Linked DNA regions of Homo sapiens: region 2 is linked to region 1. A link is an interaction called in ENCODE POLR2A ChIA-PET data of the cell type or tissue named here. Cell type or tissue: CD4-positive, alpha-beta T cell. All regions are shown on one strand. Links, peaks and the distances in the headings refer to the core of each region. The heading gives the core; the rest is flanking DNA. Region 1 has its middle 7.0 kb from the start of MTMR14. Region 2 overlaps SETD5 (SET domain containing 5).

Region 1 (4,399 bases), core at 194-4,193:
TCTGTCACTAGCCTTCCTATAAATGGAATTATACCCTGTGTATTCTGTGTCTAGCTTCTTTAAGCGTAGCTAATTTTGGTTTTAATTTGCATTTCCCTGATTAATGAAGTTGATCACCTTTTCGCATATTTATTGCTCATTTGAATATGCTCTTGGGTAGTGCTTGTTAACATCTTTTGCCCATTTTTCTAGTGGGTTGTCTGTATTTTTATTACAAATTTATAGAAGAGGTTTGAATATTCTGGACATGAGTTCTTTTGAAATCGCCGTTACAAAATTGTAACAGACAGTGAAAGAGATTTGACCTAACCAACTCCATCTTGCTTCTTTTTTTTTTTTTTTAATTTTTTTATTATTACACTCTAAGATCTAGGGTACATGTGCACAACATGCAGGTTTGTTACATAGGTATACAAGTGCCATGTTGTTTTGCTGCACCCATCAACTCGTCATTTACATTAGGTATTTCTCCTAATGCTATCCCTTTCCCAGCCACCCACCCCACAACAGGCCCCAGTGTGTGATGTTCCCCTTCCTGTGTCCATGTGTTCTCATTGTTCAGCTCCCACTTATGAGTGAGAACATGCAGTGTTGGTTTTCTGTCCTTGTGATATTTTGCTGAAAATGATGGTTTCCAGCTTCATCCATGTCCCTGCAAAGAACATTAACTCATCCTTTTTAATGGCTGCATAGAATTTAATGGTGTATATGTGCCACATTTTCTTTATCCAGTCTATTATTGATGGACATTTGGGTTGGTTCCAAGTCTTTGCTATTGTGAATAGTGCCTTAATAAACATACATGTGCATGTGTCTTCATAGTAGCATGATTTATAATCCTTTGGGTATATACCCAGTAATGTGATTGCTGGGTCAAATGGTATTTCTAGTTCTAGATCCTTGAGGGATCGCCACACTGTCTTCTACAGTGGTTGAACTAATTTACACTCCCACCAACAGTGTAAAAGCATTCCTATTTCTCCACATTCTCTCCAGCATCCGTTGTTTCCTGACTTTTTAATGACCGCCATTCTAACTGACGTGAGATGGTATCTCATGGTGGTTTCAATTTGCATTTCTCTGATGGCCAGTGATGATGAGCATTTTTTCATGTCTGTTGGCTGCATAAATGTTTTCTTTTGAGAAGTGTCTGTTCATCTCCTTTGCCCACTTTTTGATGGGGTTGTTTGTTTTTTTCTTGTAAATTTGTTTAAGTTCTTTGTAGATTCTGGATATTAGCCCTTTGTCAGATGGATAGATTGCACAACTTTTCTCCCATTCTCTAGGTTGCCTGTTCACTCTGATGATAGTTTATTTTGCTGTGGAGAAGCTCTTTAGTTTAATTAGATCCCATTTGTCTATGTTGGCTTTTGCTGCCATTGCTTTTGGTGTTTTAGTCATGAAGTCCTTGCCCCCCATCTTGCTTTTAACCTCTAAGCTGGCCTTATTCACTCCTGGGCATAGGCTGAACTAACTTTGGGAGGAACTTAGTTTATAGTTTATAGTTTAAAACAAAGATGATAACAGCCCTTTCCTGAAACAAACCCCCTTCTTGCCTGGGGACTAGACTGCCATTGTAGGACTTAATAAATTAGCCCTAAGATTAGAAGTTATGGTTTAGGAGTGATGCAGCTGGAGGCTACAAGACTCTGACCTTCCCCAAATTGCTCCTGGGGATATCACTATTGTAAACCTAAGACCAGTGTTTGAGATACTTTGCAGACCCTGCACTTGATGGATCAGCTGGTACCACCCAGATCGATAAACTAGCTTATCTGACCTTGTGGCCCCCACCCAGGAAATTACTCAGCACAAGAAGACTCCCTATGAGTTCATCTCTGACCTGACCAATCAGCGCTCCTGGCTCACTGGTTTTCCCCACCTACCAAGTTGTCCTTAAACACTCTGATCCCAGAATGCTTAGGGAGCTGATTTGAGTAATAATAAAACTATGTTCTCCCGCACAGCAGCCTCTGTGTGAATTATTCTTTCCGCAGTTCCCTTTTTTTTTTCTTGAGGCGGAGTTTCACTCTTTTTTTTTTTTTTTTTTTTTGAGACGGAGTCTCGCTCTGCCGCCCAGGCTGGAGTGCAGTGGCGCGATCCCCGCTCACTGCAAGCTCCGCCTCCCGGGTTCACGCCATTCTCCTGCCTCAGCCTCCCGAGTAGTTGGGACTACAGGTGCCTGCCACCACACCTGGCTAATTTTTTTTTGTATTTTTAGTAGAGACGGGGTTTCACCATGTTAGCCAGGATGGTCTCGATCTCCTGACCTCGTGATCCGCCCACCTCGGCCTCCCAAAGTGCTGGGATCACAGGTGTGAGCCAGTGCGCCCAGCCTACGGAGTTTCACTGTTGTTGCCCAGGCTGGTGTGCAATGGCGCGATCTTGGCTCACCACAACCTCCGCCTCCTGGGTTCAAGCTATTCTCCCGCCTCAGCCTCCCGAGTAGCTGGGATTACAGGCATTTGCCACCACGCCCGGCTAATTTTGTATTTTTAGTAGAGACAGGGTTTCTCCATGTTGGTTAGGCTGGTCTCGAACTTCCGACCTCAGGTGATTTGCCTGCCTCAGCCTCCCAAAGTGCTGGGATTACAGGCATGAACCACTGCACCCGGATCCCCTATCTTGATAAATCAGTTCCATCTAGGCAGCAGGCAAGGTGAACCCATTGGACAGTTACAAATTTGGGGACTTGTCTGAGATTGCCCTTGTGACTACCTGCCTGTGGTTCAGTAGCCCCCTCTCCAGCGATGGATCCAGAGGCCACCCAAAGGGGCCACCTAGTTCTCTTGGACTAGGGGTTGACTCTGGTACTCTCTCCACTTGTGGGGCACTGACAACCCAATATGCATGGAATTTTTTTTTTTTTTTTGAGACAGAGTCTTGTACTGTGGCCCAGGCTAGAGTGCAGTGGCGTGATCTTGGCTTATTGCAAGCTCCGCCTTGACTCCAGGTTCACGCCATTCTCCTGCCTCAGCCTCCTGAGTACCCGGGACTACAGGCGCCCGCCACCACGCCCAGCTAATTTTTTTTGTATTTTTTAGTAGAGACGGGGTTTCACCGTGTTAGCCAGGATGGCCTCGATCTCCTGACCTCGTGATCCGCCCATCTCGGCCTCCCAAAGTGCTGGGATTACAGGCGTGAGCCACCATGCCCGGCCTACATGGATTTAATTGCAATGGAGAAACAGTCCTGGGGAGACGTTCCATAACTGTAGCCCTATCACAAGGTGTCTGTCTGTAGCCTCATCATGGTGTGTCTGTAGTCCCATTGCAGGGTGTCTTGTTTGTCTAATAGCTCCACCACAGACAGTCTGTCTCAGTTTGGCTCCCTCAGGGGTCTCAGTTTGTCTGTTGCCCCATTGTGGGGTGTCTGTCTTGGTTTGGCTCCTAGTGGGGGTTTCAGTTGGCTCTTCCTAACTAGTAGGAAGAGACTTGGTTCGGGAGACTTCTCAATCAGGAAGACTTTGGGGAGATTTCTCAGATGGAGAATAGGAGAATAGTTTGGAAGGGATACTCTTGGAGTTCTTGGTTAGGGATCTGATTTGGAAGGCCTTCTGCCTGTCTCGTCTTTATGTGTGTGTTTGTATGTGTGGAGGGCATCTCAGAAGGAGTGGCTGACGGAAGTCCAGCAGGCCTAACTCAGAGAACCCTCCTATTAGTCTGTTAACATTCATTGAGCCCTGGAGAAAGCTCAACAGGCCTGTCTCAGTGTGACTATCCACTCTTCACCTTGCCCAGAGATCACCCATTGTGAATTACCTTTCGGAGCTCATCCCTCCCCACCAGGAGTGGATCAAAAACAATAGGGACCAACAGGAGAAAGTTTGAATTTTGCCAGGATGATATTGGGTGCTGAAAGAGGTGACTAGTGTCTGTTGTATTATGTATATTTTGCTGGGATGGAAAATATTAATTTGGTTTCCCGTGCAGCCTGTTGGACATCTTGCAAAATGGCGAATCTTTTGCCTATGGTTCAATAAAGCAGAAAAGGATGATTTTCTTTTGTAACAGGGCTTGGCCCCCCCACCAGCTATGGCATAGTGAAGAGGGTCATCAAAAGCCGCTTCGTTCTTCTGGAAGCTGCAGCAGAGAAAGGGGACCCGGAAAGTTGGTATGCCAGCAAAAACGGTAATAATTCTTAGCAGCCAAGTTTCTGGTCTCTCTCTCTCTCTCTCTCTCTCTCTCTCTCTCTCTATGTGTGTAAACGATAAACTTCGTTATTTGTCTCCTCTGCAAGGGTTTAACTAATAGAAAAATAAAGGATTTGTGAGACTAGTCAGGCTGTAGCAAATCTGGTGCAGTTTGTACTAAGAATGTGTCTTTCTGTAATGGAGAGAGGGGTATCACAGGATAGAATGTGAGCTTAGGATCCCTATAAGCCTACTTTTCAAGCCACC
Region 2 (4,399 bases), core at 94-4,093, 220 kb after region 1:
CGTACTTAATATCATTAAAAACCCTTTGTTGTAGCCATTACGACTGTACACCCATTTAAAAAATGCATGGTTTCACGGTGAAACCCTATCTCTACTAAAAATACAAAAATTAGCTGGGCATGTTGGCATATGCCTGTGATCCCAGCTACTTGGGAGGCTGAGGCACGAGAATCGTTTGAATCTGGGAAGCAGAGACTGCAGTGAGCTGAGACAGGGCCACTGCACTCCAGCCTGAGCAAAAGTGAAACTCTTTCTCCAAAAAAAAAAAAAAAAAAAGTACAGTTTCTAGATAAAAGACAAGTTATAAACCCAAGATGATAGTTGATATTTTTCCTAGAGCAATTTTTAAAAGATATACTAAAAGGAAAAGATGGAAAAGTTACTTCAGATAACATCTTAATGAGTGAATAAATGATTGCTACATTCACTAATGAAACACCAACCCAGCTATTTTGGATAGTTGATGAATCCTTAAGAAACATTAAGTCAGCCCGGTGCAGTGGCTCACGCTTGTAATTCCAACACTTTGGGAGGCTGAGGTGGGCGGATCACCTGAGGTCAGGAGTTTAAGACCAGCCTGGCTAACACGGTGAAACCCTGTCTCTACTAAAAATACAAAAAAATTAGCCGGGCACGATGGCGGACGCCTGTAATCCCAGCTACTTGGGAGGCTGAGGCAAGAGAATCGCTTGAACCCGGGAGCCGGAGGTTGCAGTGAGTCAAGACTGTACCATTGCACTTCAACATGGACAACAAGAATGATACTCTGTCTCAAAAAAAAAAAAAAAAAAAAAAAGAAACATTGTCGGTAACTATAAATTTCTATTTCATAAAAATTATTCCATTTTCCTTGTGTCTAGTTTAACATGACTGTTTCATTCTTCTGATGAAAGCAACCATAATAGGTTAGCTTGACCATCTCATTCTAACTAATGCTTTAATAATGATGAGGCTTCTTAATTCAAATTCTGTTAATAATCCCAAATTTCTCAAATATTACCCTAAGAATAGTTCCTTCCCTAAGTAACTCTGTAAAATGTAGCTATTAAAATGTTAACCGAGGAACATTTAACAGATCATCTAAATGCAGTATTTTCTTATTATAATTTGTTTGTTTTTTCCTACCAGAATATAAACTCTATGAGAACAGGGATTTTTATCCACTGCTGTAGTTTCAATGGCCAAAACAATAACTGACACGTAGAGAAGTTCCAGAAATATCTGCTAAGTAAATTATAATCACAATTTACTACAACATGATTCCAGCAGTCATTAAAATGCAAAAAATAAAACAGAAATTAAAAGGATTTACTTGGGTCAGTCACCTTTATATAGACTTCTGAATATGAAGTCCCCCCAAATTATCTGCTAGTAGTTCTGAAGACCTAGAAAAAGTTGAGACAAAAATTAGTACAGAAAGAAATAACATTGATGAACACACAGAATGGAATTCTACAGCTATATTATGTTTCTGTATACTGTCTTGTTTATCATCCTACATCTATACTATCTCGTTTACCACCCTACGTCCATCCGGCACTGAATTTTTTGCCCTTTAATTTTTTATTTTTCCATAAAGCCAGAAACGAGATGGTAGAGAAGGAAATTATTTGACTTAAATGGTAAATACTTATGTCACTGGCTAATTTTTCCTCTTCCTTCAAATTAGAATTATCTCATTTTCCAAGGGATCCCTTCTTTTTCTCTCTCCTAAAAGGTGCTTCCCTTCTTCACTGAACACTTCTCAAATTCAGAGTTCTTTCTTTAACCCGATGTCCGACAACTGTCCAGCCAGACAAGGGGCCATCATCACCCATTAAATTACAAGTCCATATTTATTACTCCTTTCTTTCCCTTCATTCCACACCATCTAGTTTCTTGTCCTACTATAAAAAAGAGTGATAAAAAGGAGTCAGTTCTATTTGCGGTCAAATGGAAACATGCTTAAAAAATGGCGCTTAAATTAATTTTCTACCTTCCAAAAAGGAAGGGAAAATGATCAGTATCCTTTAAGTCTCTGGTGTTTTTTCCTAAAAGTCAAATTTAACGCTAGCCAGAGTTATTAACACCTTAAAGATTAACATATCATAAACATGAAAAGAGCTATTCATAGGATTCCAGTTACCAAGCATTAGAACGCATGCATTTCATTTATGTTGATGTTTTATGATTTCTAATTTTAAAAAACTGGAAAATAAACTATTTTTTAGAAACGATTTAAAATAGTACACCCAGAATTAGAGAAATAAAAGTATCAAAGTAACAGTAAAAGGAAGGAAGAAATAAAGTAAATCAAGGAAGAAGCAATAGCAAATAAGAAAGAAAAAAAGGAAAGGAGGAAAACAGCGAAATAGATGTGAGTGTACAGTAGGGGGTAAATGAATGCATCACAGTTTCAATTTATTATTAATTTAACTATTTCCAGAACAATCCATCAGAATCCACAGGAACACTAGTAAGTTCTTGGATTCAGAAACAGACACAGCCTGTATCTTCCAGTAGTACCGAGTACTCTCTTTAGGAGGTGCCATTTACATACAGTTTCTAGGGAAAAGGATGTTAAATAGAACATGCCAGAAATGTTTCTTAATTACCCCATCTTTTTAATTGGTTTCAGAAATGGCCAACAGTCTCTGTATCATCATTCTGACAGTCTCTTCTCTATATGACTTGCTGAAAGCACAAGACCTGTATGATCTCCCTGGTCACTCACAGAGAAGACAAACAAAAAGTGTTTTATGAACAATTCCAACAGATTTCAGAAGAAGAAATTGCATCAGACAGGTGAGGCGGAAGCAGCTGGCAGACAAAAGTCCAATAAACAACCAATCCAACGAAAGAAATTCAGAACAAGTCTGCTTCAGTAATCCTGTGAAGAGGACTGGCAGGAAGAGGAGTGCCGCTTCAGAAAGAGAACAGGCCTCATATGCTTCAGACAGTCTTTGTATTGAGGCTGTGGACCTTGGCCATTCTCCCAGAAATGATGCAATCCTGATGAACAAGATCTGCTGCCAGAGAAACAATTGTTAACAGCCTATGCAGACAGCAACTCAGCCAAGGAGCAATCTCTGATCAACTCTCTCCATAAACCAACAGAACGCCAAAATCTCTCTTCCTCAATTTCAGTGTCTGACAAAACATAAAGTGAACACAGTATATATTAAGATACATAAGAACAAGCCATTTTCTCAAAGGGTCCTTTTTCTTTTAATTCCTTAGGCTGTACAATATCCATTATTAAATTTCAGATAAAATACTGAACATTTTTTACTTTTATAAATACAATTATCCAAGCACATCAATAGTAATAACATAAATATGAAAATTTATACTTATTTTCCTCATTCTCATAAGAAAACCTTTTTGGGAGGCAGTGGCTTCCCTAAGCATAAAAACTGCTCTGAAATCTATCATCCAGCTATAACATTTCAAGTAAACACAAATATACATACACTCTAATTCAGAGACAGAAAGTATATTTCATAGATATTTTTGAAAGTAGATAAAAGTCAATGTTAAATATTGGCATCTATCAGAGAAAAGAGAAAATCTAATCTTGCTTAGGCTGACATATAAGGTATGCTGATAACAACCACTTTTTTGCAGGGCAACAATATTACTTCAGATCTTACTAAAGGATCAGATTATTTTCATCTTATTAGCCACGATTTACTAATTTAGAATCTAACTTAAAAATATCCTCAATTTAATAATCTTCCCTAGAATCCTCATCTCCTAGGCCTGGTTTCTTTTTCAGAAGTTTTGGTATCAGGTTTTTCACACAGTATTATAAAATTATAAAAAGTTATTTTTTTCTCACTAAATAAAAGATCCTGTATAAAGCACTTCTCTAAACTTCAACTAGCCAAAAGTCATGACTAACCAAATTTCTTCCTTTTGAAAGCAATAACCCTTAAACTGGGATTCATGAAAAAACACAAATATCTAAGATATATCCTGAAATAAATCTATTCAGCCCAATCTATTACTTCTATATACTACTAAATAACGAAAATGAACAGATATACAGAATAGCTCTGAAGCACTAAAAAAATCTTTAATAGGTCAATAAATGAATAAATTTAACTCAGGAAGAGAAAACACTTTTTGGGAATATTTCAAAAGGGTTAAAGTAGCTAATAAGTTTTTAAAAATCCAATTTCTGAACTTGATTATTCAAAATTTTGTTGTTACATATAGGCTGAATTTCTTCTTAAATACATCTATAGTTCTTCGATTTATCTTTTGAATGACTTTACCTTGTATGAGAATGAATGTGGCAGCTGCATTATATACTTATCTTCATCTCCATCTCAAAGTCAAATATCTCAAGTAAAATCACCGTAGCTGTACCATGACAAACAGCCTTTTACCTTAGGAGAAGAAAAGTATGCTAGGA

The links. Peaks named below come from ENCODE experiments on the same cell type or tissue, not always from the same donor. Only the 100,000 strongest peaks of a DNase experiment are listed, where the experiment ranks them.
Region 2: POLR2A ChIA-PET joins it to region 1 with 5 read pairs; 4 of 35 experiments call an interaction of 5 or more read pairs at or near these places.

The regions. Positions count from the first base shown.
Region 1 is chr3:9,640,321-9,644,719 of GRCh38, reverse strand. No RefSeq gene overlaps it. Among named protein-coding and RNA genes, the nearest start is that of MTMR14, 7.0 kb to the left of the region's middle. RefSeq lists a silencer at 1,973-2,132. In CD4-positive, alpha-beta T cell, for the core only: no CTCF peak of the experiment used is centred there; a DNase peak (open chromatin) is centred at 1,859.
Region 2 is chr3:9,421,453-9,425,851 of GRCh38, reverse strand. It overlaps SETD5 (SET domain containing 5), which reads right to left. Exons shown (of 23, transcript NM_001080517.3): 2 at 1,326-1,385. Among named protein-coding and RNA genes, the nearest start is that of SETD5, 26 kb to the right of the region's middle. In CD4-positive, alpha-beta T cell, for the core only: CTCF peaks have their summits at 2,323 and 2,522; a DNase peak (open chromatin) is centred at 2,521; H3K27ac peaks cover 575 bases.